Linked DNA regions of Mus musculus: region 1 is linked to region 2. The links are chromatin loops, found by intact Hi-C in ENCODE. Cell type or tissue: heart. All regions are shown on one strand. Each heading gives the region's core, and the rest is flanking DNA. Links, peaks and the distances in the headings are about the cores only. Region 1 overlaps Gm13982 (a long non-coding RNA gene). Region 2 holds the start of Rasgrp1 (RAS guanyl releasing protein 1).

Region 1 (8,335 bases), core at 107-8,106, 69 kb after region 2:
CCTACTTAGATTAAGGTGATTATTATATGAACCTTTGAAGAAAAAGTTATAATCCAGAGTCACCAAATTTTAGAACATAATCTCAATTATAACAAGTCTCAAACTTCAGAATGCCAAGAAGAACAAATCATAAACTATAGTGGGAAATTATATTATGTTCACTGCTCAAAAACTGAGTGTTAAAGACCACAGAAGCAAATGATGGCGTAGGAATTTCAGCTAATATAGCCAGTGTAAAACTCATTTCTGTCAATTAAGGAATGCATATTTGCCTTAAGGGTGAAAGATTAAGCATGTAGCACCTTTGTTGTTTCTGAGAGTCCTCACAGGTTCCCACAGGGCTGGGCTGGTTTGCATCCCCACCGGCAGTATGCAGCTTCTTCCTGCTTCCTGTTGCTCTCCTCTCTGTGATGCATTCACTAGAGATACCTTTAAACCTGTGTGGCAGGCAGTACTTTTCTTAACAGCCATGTTTGGTATCAGCTCAGTTGCTCATCAGTGAATGATTAGAGTGGGAAAGTGTGGTTATGGCATGTACGTGCAACGGAACTGTTATTCATCATAGGAAAAGGAGCAGAACTCACGGGAAACATGTTGAGTGAAGTGAATCAGACTTGGAAAAGCAGAAGGAAGTTTATCTGGGAGCAGAAAGGGATTACTGACACTGGGGGAGGCTGACAAGGGAAGAAAAGGAGAATACGCCCCAAGCACCTCATACACATATATGAAAATGTCACAGTGACACCCATTATTTTTCCAATTAATATATGCCAAAAACTTACAACATTAAAAAAAATGACTACATGTGTTTCCTTGAGCTGTGGTGGATCTTGATGGCCAAATGTTGTGAACGTTTCCTAGATGTGTCGTGAGCACTCAGGGTTGAGAGCCCTGGTTATTTAGCAAGTGAAGTGGATGTATACACAAGCAGAAGGCTGAAACTAGACCCCTGTCTCTAATCCTATATAAAAACCAACTCCAAATGGACAATAGAAATAAGTGCAAGACTAACTCCAGGGTCACTGGAGGGATACAAAGGGAGATGCTTCGGACACCGGTACCTACTATGATGTTTTAGGTGATGCTGCAAAGAAAAAGGCTGCAAAATTAAACATTTGAGATTATATCAAATAAGAAACTTTTGATTCATAGAAGAAACTATTAAGAGGTAGAAGAAGCAACATATGGGATAGGAGAAAGCATTGCAAATATTTATCTGACAAGAGGTTAACATTTGGGACATAGGAAGAACTCAGAAAATTCAAAGGCAATCAAACAAATAAATTAAAAGGGAACTGGGTAGGCATTTATAGAATAAAAAAATAGAGGAAAGCTCATAGGTATATGAGAAAATACTCAACATCACTAACCACCAGGTAAACACACTTCAAAAACTCTAAGATGACAATGTCTTGCCCCAACTAGAATGGCTATAATGAGGAGAAAGGAAGAAAGTAAGAGAGAAAGAAAGAAAAGCAAGCATGCTGGAGCAGACAGCAGGGACTACTCTTACACAGTGTTGGTGGGAACATGATGTAGTCACTATGAAAGGCAGCATGGAAGTCCCTTGAAAATATAGAATGAGAACTACTGTATGGTCTATTGACCCTCAATTGGGTGTGTATCCAATATGAAATCATTGTATTAGAAAATAACTGCTTTGCATGTTTATTGAAGTTCAATTCACAGTAGCTAAGACACGGATTGGTATAGGAGTCCTTGGAGAATACATAAGGAAATTGTGATGTACATGGAATTTTATTCAGCCATAAAGAATGAATTCCCAGAGGGCATTATAGAAAATGAGATAAGCCAGGCACAGGGAGACAGGTGCTATGTGTTCTCATTCATATGTAGAAGCTAACTAAAGTGATGTTGACATCTCACACTAAAGGAGAGGAAGAATGAAGTCAGGAAGGGTGGACGGTTGGTACTCAAATGCTGTCAAATAAGAAGCCTGAACTCTAGTGCTCTAAAACACAGCAGGTGTTTATGGCTTGTGAAAACTGGCAAAATAGTTTATGAAGAACTAGTGGAGAGGAGCTTGAAGCTCCCTAACACACAGGAATGGCAATTATTTATGGAGAGATACTCACACTACTATGAGTAGGTCACCACATATTTTATGCATGTCAAATCATCACTCGGTATCTCAATCTGTGCGATTCTCATGTGATGATCAATAACAGCAAAAGAAAAAAAGAAGTTTACTTTTCATGTAGCAATGTGGATAATTCCCATCCAGAGAAACAAAACCAGTTCCAGAAAGAACATACCCTATATGCCAAATTTGAAACCATAGGCCAAAAATATTTGTGATAAGGGCATAAGATGTGTGTCACAAGATCACAAAAATATGTAACAGGTGATGACACCTCTGAGGAAGAAGGGGAGGGGACAGGTCAGGGGAGGACACTAAACTGTAATTGAATTACTGGATTTCTAAAATGTCAATCAAACAGCATGGTATCCTGGTAACATCCATCAGAGCTTAACAGACAGGTACCTGTTTATTATTATTATTATTTTATTCACCCCTCCCACAATCCTTTCCCCATCCTCCCTCCCATTTTCCTCTGACCAGATAGGGGACCCCTGGGTATCCCCTCTGCCCAGCCTGGCAGTTCAAGTTTCTGTGAGGCTAGGTGCTTCCTCTCCCACTGAGGCCAGACAAGGCAGCTCAGCTAGAAGAACATATCCCTCATACAGGCAACAGCTTTTGGGATAATCCCCGTTCCAGTTGTTTGGGATCCACATGAAAACCAAGCTGCACATTTGCTTCATATGTATGGAGAGGCCTAGGTCTAGCCCATGTATGTTCTTTGGTTGGTGGTTCAGACTCTAAGAGTCCCAAGGGTCCAGGTTAGTTGACTTTGTTGGTCTTCCTGTGAAGTTCCTATTCCCTTTGGTGCCGTCAATCCTTCCTCCTATTCTTCAATAAGAGCCCGCAAGCTCCATCCACTGTTTGCTTGTGGGTATCTGTATCTGTCTGAGTCAGCTGCTGGGTGGAACCTCTCAGAGGATAGCCATGCTACATTCCTGTCTGCAAGCATAACTAAGTATCATTAATAGTGTCTAGAATTGGTCTTAAGTTGGACCAGTTATTGGTTGGCTATTTTCCAAGCCTGCTCCAGCCCCATGCCTACATTTCTTGTTTACAGGATAAATTTTGGGTCGAAAGTTTGGTGAATGGGTTAGTATCTCTATTCCTTCACTGGGGTTCCTGCCTGGCTACAGGAGGTGGCCTCTTCAGGTTCCATATCCCCAGTGTAGTGAGCCACAGCTAAGGGCACCCCCATTGATTCTTGAGTGCCTCCCTTATTCCAGGCCTCTGTTGCAGATTTCCATGGACCATCTAGCCATTTCTCCTTTGATACTTTTGTATATTCAACATATTTCCTACTTTATAAAGGAATACAATGATTGCTATGTATCTATTGATCAGAGAAGGTGGTTGTAACCAATGTTTTTAAAAAATAATATATATAAATTCAGTTTCACAATATGACATTATTTTGATGATTCTGCTGTGTATCAGGATCTTCCAGGCGTCTGTGTCTCTGTGTGATCACACATATGGTGATGCACAGGAGGAGGTCAGAAGACAGCTTGCCAGAGTTGCTTTTCTCCTTCAATCTGGGAACCAAAGTCATGTTATATTGGGCTTGATGAGTCCCTTTGCCTGCTGAATCACTGCTCTGGCCCACATGAACAGGTTTCAAAGAAGTACTTCTCTCTCTCTCTCTCTCTCTCTCTCTCTCTCTCTCTCTCTCTCTCTCCCTCCCTCCCTCCCTCCCTCCCTCCCTCTCTCTCTCTCTCTCTCTCTCTCTCTCTGTGTGTGTGTGTGTGAGAGAGAGAGAGAGAGAGAGAGAGAGAGAGAGAGAGAGAGAGAGAATCAGTAAAAAAAAGTCTGCAGTAATAAAAAAATTAGTTTGCAGTAAAACTTCAAATAAAAGAAATATCTTTTAAAGCCAAGGATAAAAACTAAAAATACACATCTCAAAGGGAATATTTAACATCTGAAATAAGGCATGCATCCTATTAAAAAAGAGGCAGCTGCTGAAAATTCTATTGAGGTATCCTGCTCTGGCTGAAGAGATAAGTCTCTCTTACAGCTCTTCACTGCCCTCTCCAGGTCCTGTGGCTTTTCCTGAGGTAGGGAAGGTCTCCATCATCGTCAGCAGCCTGATGGGGAGGGAGGTGACAGCACTGAAGCACCGGAAATGCTGACTTGTAGTTGTTCCTTAGTCTCTCTAACTGTTGCTGCCACCTGCAATAGCACAGGCTGAAATGGGACTTCTCATCAGCTGATCTCCAAGCAAAGCGAAGGAATAAGCCAGCAGTCGCTAACTCCTATGACAGTATATGACAGTAGCAGGCTTTCCAAAAGGAACAGCATTCCATTGGGCATGATGGCACAAGTCTGTGACCCCAGCTAAGCCAGGTGAGAAGATGGCTTGACTCCAGTAGTTTGAGACCAGCCTGGATTCTGTATGAGACCTTGTAACACACACACACACACACACACACACACACACACACACACACACACACACCCCAAAACACCAAAAAAAGAAACACCTGGTAGACACGCAAGCCGGCATACTGGATCTGTGTGGGCAAAGCCCATGTGCTGCAGTGTGTCTGGGTAGAAATGAGTTGTGTGGTGCTCAAATGTAAATGAAGTCCCTGTGTTTGTCAACAGTGGGAACATGCACAATGTTTTTCTCCTCCAGGAAGAAGAGCTGCCAGGTCTTAGAAGAACAGGAGCAGTGCCTAGACTCAGAGGGAGAGAGAGGCATAAGTATTGGAACTCTGTGTCATGTTCTTGAAGCTGAGAAGAAGGAGAGAGAGAGAGAGAGAGAGAGAGAGAGAGAGAGAGAGAGAGAGGAGGAGGAGGAGGAGGAGGAGGAGGAGGAGGAGGAGGAGGAGGAGGAGGAGGAGGAGGAGGAGGAGAAGGAGAAGGAGAAGGAGGGAGGGAGAGAGGCCCACTCTTGGCAGAGGAAACAAGGGAACAGATACAAATAGAACTCAGTCAGAGGCAAAAACAAAATTATTTTAAATCCAATTTTTAGCCTCCTGTGAGAGTCTTCATTACCTGTTCACTGGAACCAGCCTTATCAGCCACCATCTGCCACTGGATTCACAGTGCTCATCTGGTCCATGAGCCTGTAGTACTAGAATGCTCCTGCCATTTGCCCTCTATATCAGTGGTTCTCAACCTTCTAATGCTCTTGACCTTTGAATACAGTTCCTCACATTGTGGTGACCCAGGCATAAAATTGTTTTCACTGTGACTTAATTACTGTAATTTTGTTACTGTTATGATTGAAATGTAAATATATTTAGAGATGAAAATTTATCAACGGGGTCATGACTGACAGGTTGAAAACTGCTGCCCTAGGGAGTTAGGACTTGGTGCTTCCTTTTTCTTTATCTCAGTCTTACTTAACAATGCTGGCTTACTCTTTTGCTAAAGTCTTAGTTCTAATTTCACCTTCTTAGGGGACTTCTAGATGGGATGTAATAAGAAATATTTGAAGAATAAATGACCTTGCCAGAAGTGGAAGGAGGGTGCCCTGCTAGGTGTTTCACAGACATGGAAACCAAAGGCATCAGACACTGATTGAGGTAACATCCCTGGGCTTATCCAGCCAACTACTGGTCATTCACCAGACTGCAGACATTCTGCTTTTCAATGTGTGGCATGGAGAAGCAGGCTCTGGGGGTACACTGTGATAACAAGCTACAGCCTGTGCTCTGAGGAACACCTCTGATGGCGAGCCACCATCTGGGCTCTCTGTGCACTTGTCTGACCATGACTCACAGCTGGAGTCTGGATGTACATCTCTGATGACAAGCCATTACTAGACTCTGGGAACACACATGTCCCAAAGAGTCTCACCGCACCCGTGCTTTGATGGTTAATGAAATGTGTTCAGCCCCCATCGTAGCCCTGAAGAGTGTCCTTACATCGTTTGTGTGTTGCTAGTTTTATGTAAGGTTATAAAAATATTTTAAAGGCTAGAAAGCCTAGAAATGGATATTTATAACATATCACAGAGTTAATTATAATAATACATAAAGAGCTTCTAAAACATGGAGGAAATGCCAACAATGGATTGGAAGTAGGATGTAGACACTGAACAGAAAAGAAATGAAAGCATTTTGTGAATATGTGAGATGTTCAGCTTCTCCTACAACATCAAACTTTGTACTCAATGGTCACTGAGATATAACTGTTTCTCTTATCAGATTGACAGCATTTTTTTTGGATAGACTCTGGAGAAATAATCACTCTACTATGTTAGTGGAGATATGTACATACCTCATTGGTGGGGATTTGACATATTTAATAAGATTGAATATGCATTTACCTTTTGACCCAGTATTTCAAATTTCAGGAATGTTTCCTAGAACATATACTAAATGCATAAAAAGACTCACGTGTAGCTACATTATAACAATGTTCACAATAACAGAGGATTAGTTAGCAACATGCTCAATAGGCTATGGAAGACCCAGTCATAGTGGAATACTATGTAGCTTTGCATAAGATGGATATTACTGTATACTCTCACCACAATGTTATGAATTAAAAGGCATAAGATAGAAAATACAGCACTCTAACATTTTCCCAATTAAAAGTAACAGAAATATATTTGTGAACTATCAAATTTAAAAATTACATGAAGTAGTGAGAGGGAAGAGTGTGGAGAAGACAGATGTAAAAATGAGAGAGTTTAATCCGGGTGTGGTGGCACGCGCCTTTAGTCCCAGCACTTGGGAGGCAAAGGCAGGCGGATTTCTGAGTTCGAGGTCAGCCTGGTCTACAGAGTGAGTTCCAGGACAGCCAGGGCTACACAGAGAAATCCTATCTCGAAAAACAAACAAACAAACAAACATTAACGTTGGTACAATATAAGCATCATCATAATAACAAAAATTAAGTAAAGATCAAAGAAGCAATCCTAAATATTTTTAAAGTGACTTAAAAAAAGGGCCATGGCTATACATACCTTGTGCAGTAAACCACTTGCAGTAATGTAGTAGAGGCAGCAGCAAAAACAAGTCAACAAAAGCTTGTTGCAGTTCACGCCTACTTTTGCTCTTTGACAAGGCTCCAGATCTCTATGTGTGAATCAATGAAATGATTGCATCAGTACATCAGCAACCAAGGTTTTCCACATTACATGGGAAAAGTACATGCTATCACAGAGGTGAGGCAAATCTTAGCTTTGCTAAAGTTGGACTAAAAGTATTTGCGAGAGCCCGGGAAGCCGGGTCTGCACATCCCAGTCTGGCAGATGTAATAACGGATACAGAATGACCTTTTATGTCTGTAGTATCTTTAACAGAGCAACGACAGTGCATCTTAAGTCTCCTGATAGACAGCGCCTTCCATGAAACATTCATGTAATGAAAGAGTAATCTTTAATCAAACCCACCTCCTAGCTCTACCAGCTATTGGCTCAGTGGAAACCGAGCAAATAGAAGTCTTAGGCAAAATGGTGAGGATGCAGTCAGTCGGATGCAGAGATGAGAAACTGTCCTACTGCGCACAACAAACCACTCAATGTACGCACAACAATTCACAGAAAAAAAAACAGATGAAAAGGAGACTCAGGATACCATTCAATGCAAAAGTTTCAGCCCTGGTTTGAATAAATCAAGTCTATAAAACTGATGCGCATACCCAGCAAGTATGCAAACCCCCCTGGTTATCTTATACGCATGAACATGGTCTGCTGCTTTTAAAGCATTATTGTGACTATTTTGAGATGTAAAAACTGATATCGTGGCTAGGCTTAAAGGGAACTCATCTCCATAATGCTTAGCGTTTGGCTAGTCTTCTTTCTGCCACCTGAGTCTTTCTTGCTGCATGCTAGCCTTTCACATCTCACATATGAAATGACAGATGCAACCTTATGCCCCTAACTAATGAGCACACGGCTTCATAGCTGTGGCCCCTTTGAGTACTGTGATTCTTGCTCCTTGTATGTATGCATTTCTTTTTGAAAATCAAAGCGATCTACATTGAACAGGCATTGACTATTTTTTACTGCATTGTCTTGCAAATTATCCAGGAGTTAAGAAGGCTACCAGTTTACTTAAAGTATTGGTTTTTTTATCAAAATACCTGCCCAGAAAGTTTCTTAATGAAGAGCTGTTGAATTCAACTCAAGTCTATGGAATGCTGGCCACATGGTAGAAACTACCCAGCCTGATCTGAGCTTGCCTCTGCAGGGGAGGCTCAGATCTGGAAAGGAGAAACCTTCCGGGCTCCAGCATTCTTTAAAGATTGGATCCACTGTGTCGGGTTATTGTGCCACCT
Region 2 (8,335 bases), core at 289-8,288:
AATGCCAAAGATACAGAAGGGCAGGAGGTCCCCTGAACTAGCTTTGAGAATCTTGAAGAAGCAGGGGGGTGACATTTAGATTTTTCAGTCATCTCTGCATTTCTTACACATCTTGGTTGGTTTTAATAAATGGTTTCATTTTTGATAACACAAGGAACCACTATGAATCACTTAGACCAGTAAACAGTATTCCATCGGGTCTTTACATTGATCCTCAACGAAGAGAAACTGGGGAGGGGTTGGCTCTGAGCTGAGCTGCCTGCTCTAGAACCGAATATAAAGTAACCATTTTGGATCTGGAAATGGCTTAGGAGTCTGGTGGCGCTTCGTCTGCTCATCCTTAGCTTGGCGTGATCTGGCTGATACAGGTCACCATGCAAAGTGTCTCATGCAGTATGTTTTATTTTCCTCTTTATTAAAAACCACACAGAGACCCACGTCTATAATCTTTGAAGGTTTAATAATGATAGGCATTTTTGCTGGTAGCTTTTTTTGCATGTTCTTAGTTCTTTTCTCATTGCACCCTTGGCTAATGTATAGTTTAACTGTCAAAGAAGAGAAGGAGTTAACAGTCTAGAAACATAGCACATACTAGAAACACAAGTCTGCATCGATTCGCCGCATACTTATTCCCATGAGTAAGATATTACAGTGGGCCAGGGGGGAGACCGTGGTGAGATGGCTTCTGTAACTTTCTCTGTAAATTATACATGTCCATAGCGTGTTAGTTACTCTTGTATAAAGCCATCTCATAGTTCCCTAATACACAAAGCTTTAGTAGGGGAATCTGACCAAGACAGCGAGTGTAACCACGTAACTTCTAGGTGAATGTCTCAAGATTGTCGAGGGCAAAGCAGAGGGCAAAGCACTTCCAGGGGCTGGGTGGAAGAGCTCCTCTGACAAGGTCTAAACCTCACTCAGAAGAGGCCAAACAAATCCTTAGTTAAAACAAGCAAGCAAGCAAGCAAGCAAGCAAGCAAGCAAGCAAACAAACAAACAAACAGAAATCCACCCCGCCCCCACCCTGGGCACACCTGGGTTTGTAGAAATCAGCCTGCACAAAGACAGTACCCTGAACACAGGACACACCACACAGCCAGACTCCAGGAGTCACCTTGGCCCTTCCAGTTCTGCTCCAACTTCAGAGCATCGGGCTGTGGTGTGCATGGAGCTCAGTTCCAAGCTAGGACCAATAAAGCACAGTCACCCTGGTGACTTGGAACATGCTAACCCAAGCCAACGACTCCCAAAGAATCAGGTTGGTGCTGCAGAAATCCACTAAACTCTTGACCACCACCGTCTTTTATCCAGACCCTGAGACTGTCAGATCAGTGTCTGAGAATAAACTGATAACCTGAAAACAGCAACAGTCTGCATGAAGTTTCCATGTTCCAAAGATACTGTGCAGGAATTTGCATTGTGTCTGAAGCTACAGTCTAGAAAGATACGACCTTGTGATATGAAACTGAGTCCTACACATACTGAGGCTGTTCATATGGGCTATCTCAGGGACTAGTATCTGGGGTCCCTCTTGCTTTTATTCATCTAGTAGGCTTTATTATTATTTTTTTTTACATGAAACTGTGTGTTTATTCCTGCACTGAAATTGGTGAGTAGATTGTCAAGAGCCCAAAAGGGCTTATTCAATGTATAACAACCGTGTGCTTCAGAAAGATGGCTGGTGATGCAGAGGCAGCGTCTCAGCTCTTCCTTGTTTAGTAGGTTCCTGAAATGGTCACCAGGACCCAAGAGCTGGCTAGTCGTCTCTCCACAGTCCTTTCCCAAACACCTACAGCTATGCAATAGAGATATATTGGCCACAGATGCACAGCAGGTTAGCAGCCAGCTTCCTTAGCACCAAGCCACACTTCCTAGCTTGGCTCCCTTCCCTTCCTAGAAAAAAGACAACTACCTAAACCTAGCCCAGTGAGGAGCAATTCAGAGGGCATGAGAAACTAGGGAAGGCAAAGTGTTAAAAGCCAACAGCACTCTGTGCACATGTAAGCTTTGTCTAGTCTCTTGACTGCTTGCCCTGGAAAAACTCTCAGGTCACATTCTCTTTTTCTTTCTTTCTTTACATTTTTTTTAAAAAGAATTTTTTTTAGCTTGTTTTGGTTTTGTTTGTTTGTTTGTTTTGTTTTTCTTTTTGTGAGACAGGGGTCTTACTATGTGGCTTGAAACTCTGTATTAGTCTTTTCTATTCAGTGCTGGGATTGCAAATATGCCCCCATCATACCTGATTGAAAACGAACAATCCTATCACTCCACCAAGATGCAACCAAAGGAATTAAAAGAAATATCTTAATTTCTTTCTTACATGATGCTAGGGACCAAAGTCAGGATTGTTGCATGCCAGGCAAACACTCTTCACCAAGCTAGATCCCCGCTTCACGTCCTCTGCCCTCTCCCCTCCCTCCACCTCTTGGTGAGATGGTTGTAGGTAAGGATTTTTACAGTGCTTTATGATAGGCAACTTTGAGAGTGCTTTAACCATCTGAAGAGTGAACAGCCTCTAATTCTACAAAGTCATGATTTTAAAGGGCAGTAGCCACACGTTTCCAGTTAAACTTATGAATTAAATAAAACAAAATAACAACAATAACAGCAAAAACAAAAGCTTGAAAGAAACCCAGTAACTTCAAGATGTTTTCTCAGCCCTGCAGTAGTTAGCGTCTGCCTTCCCCACCCCACAGAGCCTGGGGAGAGGTTTCGAAGTATGAACCGATTTGGGGGACTTAGTCTCCAGGCACAGTTATCCACAGGGCAAAGGAGGAAACAGAGGAGGGCCGGGACATCTCATAGTTGTTTATAAGAAAAGGCAGCTTTCACAGGGCCATTTCTGCTGAGTGTAGCTTCCAGTCCTGCCCCACACCGCCAATAATGCAGAGTTAATTCAATGGACTAACCCATTATAGTGTAGCGCAAGGTAAGGTTGAGAACACTCAGGGGATGATATGGCCCAACAGGGAATTTTAATGGGCATAGTTACAGATCAGGCATGGTGCCGTCATATCGGAGTCCACGTGAATGGCGTTGTGAAGGACACAACGTTCTCGGCCCTAACAAAGGCTAAGTGGTGTCCAGGCAGTTACGGGGTCCTGGTGTTTTGAGGACAAACACTAAATTTCTTGACATCCCTCCAACCCCCACCCCAGGCTCCTTATTGCTGCCCAAGAGATAGACTGTTCATAGCCATTCTTCCTTCACCTTCCGTCTCCCAAACATCTCTGTAGAGTATAAGGGGAGGGGTGTAGACTCATAGACCATTGATTTGGAAACTTCTTTTTCCTCAAAGGGCAGCCAAGCACTGCCACCTCCGCTTGCAGCCATTGCCGCCAGTCGCTCCTGAAAGGCCAGGAGAGTCCGCAAGGTGGCGCTGTCCTAGACCCGCGCCCGCAGCGGGTGCCAAGGGCACGGAAAGTGTGCGAGTGGGAGTTCCCGGGGGGTGCCCAGACCGAGAGCATCCAGGGAGGTCGACTGTTGTGGGCGCTGGGTAGGTGAAAGGTTTGGCTGGGCTCAGACCACTCCAGATCTGCCCAGGTGACCTGTGGCCTCGCCACCCCAGCAACCCCAACTCTTTCTTCCCGACCTGGTGTGCTGGACTCTGAGGTTGTCTGTATCACGCCTATCTTGACCTGGCTCCCAGGTCCCCGATCATGGTCTACCCCTGTAGGCAACTCTCCTCCGAGGGAGGCGCCCTGGTCGTCTAGTCCCTCCTGGTACCCACTGGAGAGGACCACAGGGCACACCGCTCAGCTATCCTTCCCCAGTAGAGGTGCAGCGCTCTCCGAGGAGACGCAGCTACTCACCGCGGAGCCTCTCTCGCCTTGCCCAGGGTTCCCATGGTCGCGGCTCTCTGCGCCCCTGGAGCCGTCTCACCTAGAGCGGTGGGATCGGCTCGGCCGGGCGCCGCGCATCCCTCGGCCGCCGCTGGCCCTCGCAGCCCGGAGCCGACCACTCTTGGAGCCCGGCGAGCCGACCCAGGCTCACCCGCAGGCACAAAGTTTGTGCGAGCGCGCTCCCTACGCTCGCTCCCGCGCGCGCACACACTCTCTCGCACCAACCACCTGACAGGCGTTGATGTTATCATCAGGCTGGAGGAAACGTGGGGCGCCCTCAGTTCTTCTTCGAATCCTGCCCCCATTACTTGGTAGCGCCCCGAGGAGTTGCGCCGCCCTAGCGTCTCCCTTCATCCCCGCCTGCCATTCATCTCTCCCAGCCCAAGAGTTAGGTCCGAGGGGTGCAGAGTGAGTTGCCCCGAAATTGACAAAGCTAGAGCCTTGCGAAGAGTTGCCTCCACCCAAGGCTACGAGTCCCCTAGGGGGGTGGGGGTGGGGGCTCTGCTGAGACCCTTTCCCGGATGGCAGGACTGTCTTGTATGTATCAGTGAGGGTACACAGTCGGGTCTGGGCAAGGAAGGCAGAACCCCCCTAAACTACTACGCACTTAGTTCTCTTTGGCATATTTAAAAAAAGAGAAGACTTAGCTGTGTGCACTGCACTACGGAGGAGGCGGTGGGTGTGGAGGTGAGCTGTCAGGTTAGAGGCTGCTGCTTGGGAGTTTGTGGGTGTGGTAGACCAAGAGAGCCAAGTGGGAGTGGAAGGCTAGGGGAGGGGCTTTCTTGCAATGTCAGCGTGCCAGCAGACCTGGCCAAGAGGGGAGACCTACCTGCTACTTGTCTGGAACATGGCCACGGTAATACCAACAGCTAATGCTGATCCAGTGCTGTTTCCTACATGTTACCTCGTTAAGCCACCCCTCCAAACGCAAAGAGGGCACTGCGTAAGATTTAGAGAACACCAGGCTCTCACAGCCAGTAAACCGAAAAGAGAGGTGGCCCAGACTGAGCTCTGCCTGGCGTCTCTAAGTCCCTGCTGGACTGGCCTAATAACACCCTCGTTATTGCTATCACATCCCGTGATCTTCCCAGCCACAACGTTCTGGACTTTAAGACCTCCTTCTGCTATAACGCGTGCATTTCCTCATGTTTATGTGCAATGTTGTCCTAGAAAAGAATTCAGGATCACTTACAAGAATACACAACCTACAAAAATAAGTATGAGAAACAACAGCAACAAAACAAGGCCGATAAAATGGGGCCAGAAGTGGAGAGCAGTCTAAAATTACATACCAATGTATGCTTACACATTTGGAAAACAGAATCTACTACACACTTGCTTCAAAGGGGTCAGCCAAGCCCAAGAGGAAGGTCTACATAGTTCAGTTCCTTACATATGAAAGACACCCCCACCCCCACCCCCCAAAAAAGGAAGAAAACAAAAAGAAACAGAAAAAAAATGTTTAAAAGATCCGAGGTTCTTGTCACAGAGCCTGAAAAGACGTTTCTCCTGAGGATACTCCCGAGCATTAGTGATGTCACCTCGGGGTCATGCAGGATGAGGGCAGAACAGATACAGGCAAACATAGAGATGAAGACGGTATGCAGGGTGGCGTCACTGGGAGCAGTTTTGGATGAGGTGAGAGCCCCCCTTACTTTTCCCAAAATGATGGAATACTTGTGATAGATCCAGATAGTACTCACCTGAGACCTCCCGTGAGCTTCACCTACTCCTCCCTCAGCAACCTGCCTCCCCTAACCTTCTAAAACTCATGTCAGCTTCCTTTCCCTCTTCACCTCCTGTCCTGTGCACAGTCTCCTGTGCATATGAAGCACTTCCAACTGGGCACCAACTGTCTCCTTCTTCCCACCCCATCTTGCCCCCTTTCCTGCTGCTTCTTCCCTTCTCACTGGTACAGCCCATGTCTCTGTGGCAGCCAGGATCCACTCAGTCTTTCTTCCTCTTCTCAATCGGGTTCTTAACGAAGGTCCACAGACCTTTTGCTCACCCGAGGGACTCCTTTGCAACCGCAGCCCTACTTTCTGGATATGTTTTTTTTCTTGGAGGAATGGTTTAATTGTCATTGGCTTTTCTATATGATCCAGGCTTAAGTGAGGTGGTTTCGTTTTTCTTTCATGGCTTCAACATGACCCACAGGGGTCCGCTGAGTATCTACACTTGGCATCTAGTAGAGACATTTCTCTCCATCATTCCCTTGTATTGTCACTTCCTTTCTGTCTCCAAAGCCACAAACCCGTGTGTATTCCCATCATCCCCCACCTGGATCTATGGGGTAGACTGCATTCCCTAATTTTGACATCTCCTTTCTCTGGACCGCCCCCCACCCCCTACACCACTGCATGGTTGCACTACTGTGTTCTTTCTCTGTTTCCAAACTTTAGGAACCACCCTCCCCTCCAATTACCTAGAAAATGAGAGTTAGATATCATAGCATTGTGTACTCTCATGGATGGACCCTCCTGTCTGGTTGGCCTCCAGCCGTGGTCTGCTGGGTACCTGACTTCTCACATTATACTCTCATCACTCCTGCCGTGCCCTTTGCTTGTGTGCTTGCTTCTGCCTTCCATCTCTCCTTACTTGGTAACCATACAAAGGTGGAGTTATACCCAGCCTATCTAGAATACCCAGGTTACCCTAGAGGGCAGACATGGGTACAGGCTATACACACCTTCTTCTGACCTGGCCTGATGACTGGCTATGCTTGGGGAATCTACATGGCATTGCCTAAGACTTAATCGCCCTTTTAAGATATAATTACCAGATGTCTCCCTAGTGTCATATGCTGTTCTTGTTACTGAGAGTCTTGGAGAGAACAAGACAGGCAAGGTCCTTGTGTTCATGAGCTCGCATGTCTAGTACATGGACAGTAACCAAGGCAGCAAATAAATGAACATATAAATATGTTGTGACTTTAAAAATCTCTCCCATCTAGAGATTGCCCCTTCAGTGCTAGGACACCACTATCCTCCTTGAAATGTCCAAGATGAGCTCCCCCCCCCATGGTCTGTATCCAAGTCAAGTTGCTGGCTCTGTAAGAAAAAGCCAGCATCCATGGGGCACTGGGCTCTAGAGGAGAGTGAAGAGACAGAGGGTGAAACGGGGTCAGATTATGGCCCAGTTGCTGACCATGGTTCTGTCTCTGAGGCAAGGGTACGTGGCCTCATTATGTATGTGACTGTGGCTGGTTGCTCCACAGTTTTCCTTGTTTGCTTGCATGTATGTGTATGTAGCTTGTGCATGCTTGATGCCCCCAGAGGTCAGGAGAGGGTGTTGGATCCCCTGGAACTGGAGTTAGGAGTAGTTCTGAGCCACTATGTGGGTGTTGGGAACCAAACACAGGTCCTTTGCAAGAGTAGTAAGTGGGGGAGGGGATGGGGGACTTTTGGGATAGCATTGGAAATGTAAATGAAGAAAATACCTAATTAAAATAAAAAAATCAAAAAAAGACAAAAAAAAAAAAAAAAGAGTAGTAAGTGCCTTTCACTATTGTGCCTTTGCTCCAGCCCCTGAACCGTGGGTTTTGGTTTTATTTATGGGCCTCTTAGTTTTTTTCATATGATCTGTTTTGATCCTATTCATTCCCCTCCCCTAACTGATTCTAGATCTTACTACACCCACCTACCCGAATTCATATTCTTCCTCTCTTAAAAAAAAAGCAAAACAAACCAGAAAGACAAAACAAACCAAAAAATTCAGTGACCCACACACAAATCATGGAGTCTATTTTGTGTTGGCCACCTGCTCCTGAGCATGAGACCTGCCCTGGAGCGTGGTTAATATACCCAGTGGATTCCAGTGGTATAAACTAATTTTCCGTCTCCCAAGGAGGTATTAACAGCAAATAGCTTCTGTGTTAGAAATGGGTCCTTGTAGCTACTTCCTTGTCTCTGCCCTGGGATTGTGTCTGGCTTGAACTTGTACAGGTCTATGTGTACTGTCCTAGTCTCTTAAGTTCACACGTGCATCAGCTGTGTGTGTGTGTGTCTGCAAGACACTGTTTCTCTGGAGTCATCAGTGTTCCTGGCTCTTAGAGTCTTTCCACTTCTTCTTTCATACATCTCTGAGTCATGAAAGGAGGACTTTTGACTAACAACAACAACAACAACAACAATGACAATAACATTGAATTTAGGCCTGAATGTTCCAAAGTGTCTTTCTCTCTGCACATTGTCATCTGCAAACCCATAGGCTTGTAAATATGGTCTTTGCTGTGACTCACCTCAGACCCAGGCTAGGAGGGCATGTCTCTGTGAGAGGTGATCCTTTGCTTCTGTCTTTCAGACCTGGGGTTAGAATTGGACTCTGTCTTTGTGTACATTGAAGTTCTCTCAGGGAGTATCTGTCTGGAGGAGGGCTTGTCATTGCTCCACTGCTCTGAGGTATCTTCACAGAAGTCCATTTGTTTGTTTGTATTTAAATAAATCTCGTGTAACTCCAACTGGCCTCAAATTTTCTATGTCACTGAGGATGGCCTT

What was found. A loop is a pair of places that touch in the nucleus more often than their neighbours do. Peaks named below come from ENCODE experiments on the same cell type or tissue, not always from the same donor. Only the 100,000 strongest peaks of a DNase experiment are listed, where the experiment ranks them.
Region 1: a loop joins it to region 2, with 6 times the contacts of the local background. A loop is called at or near these places in 14 of 42 quality-filtered maps.

The regions. Positions count from the first base shown.
Region 1 is chr2:117,408,055-117,416,389 of GRCm38, forward strand. It overlaps Gm13982 (a long non-coding RNA gene), which reads right to left. Exons shown (of 3, transcript XR_374899.1): 2 at 7,020-7,131; 3 at 6,338-6,874. Among named protein-coding and RNA genes, the nearest start is that of Gm13982, 5.5 kb to the right of the region's middle. In heart, for the core only: a CTCF peak has its summit at 4,129 (motif pointing left); no DNase peak of the experiment used is centred there.
Region 2 is chr2:117,338,866-117,347,200 of GRCm38, forward strand. It overlaps Rasgrp1 (RAS guanyl releasing protein 1), which reads right to left and starts at 4,012. Exons shown (of 17, transcript NM_011246.3): 1 at 3,810-4,012. The coding sequence starts at 3,844. In heart, for the core only: a CTCF peak has its summit at 3,368 (motif pointing right); DNase peaks (open chromatin) are centred at 3,436 and 4,096; H3K4me3 peaks cover 1,412 bases; H3K27ac peaks cover 987 bases; H3K27me3 peaks cover 2,797 bases.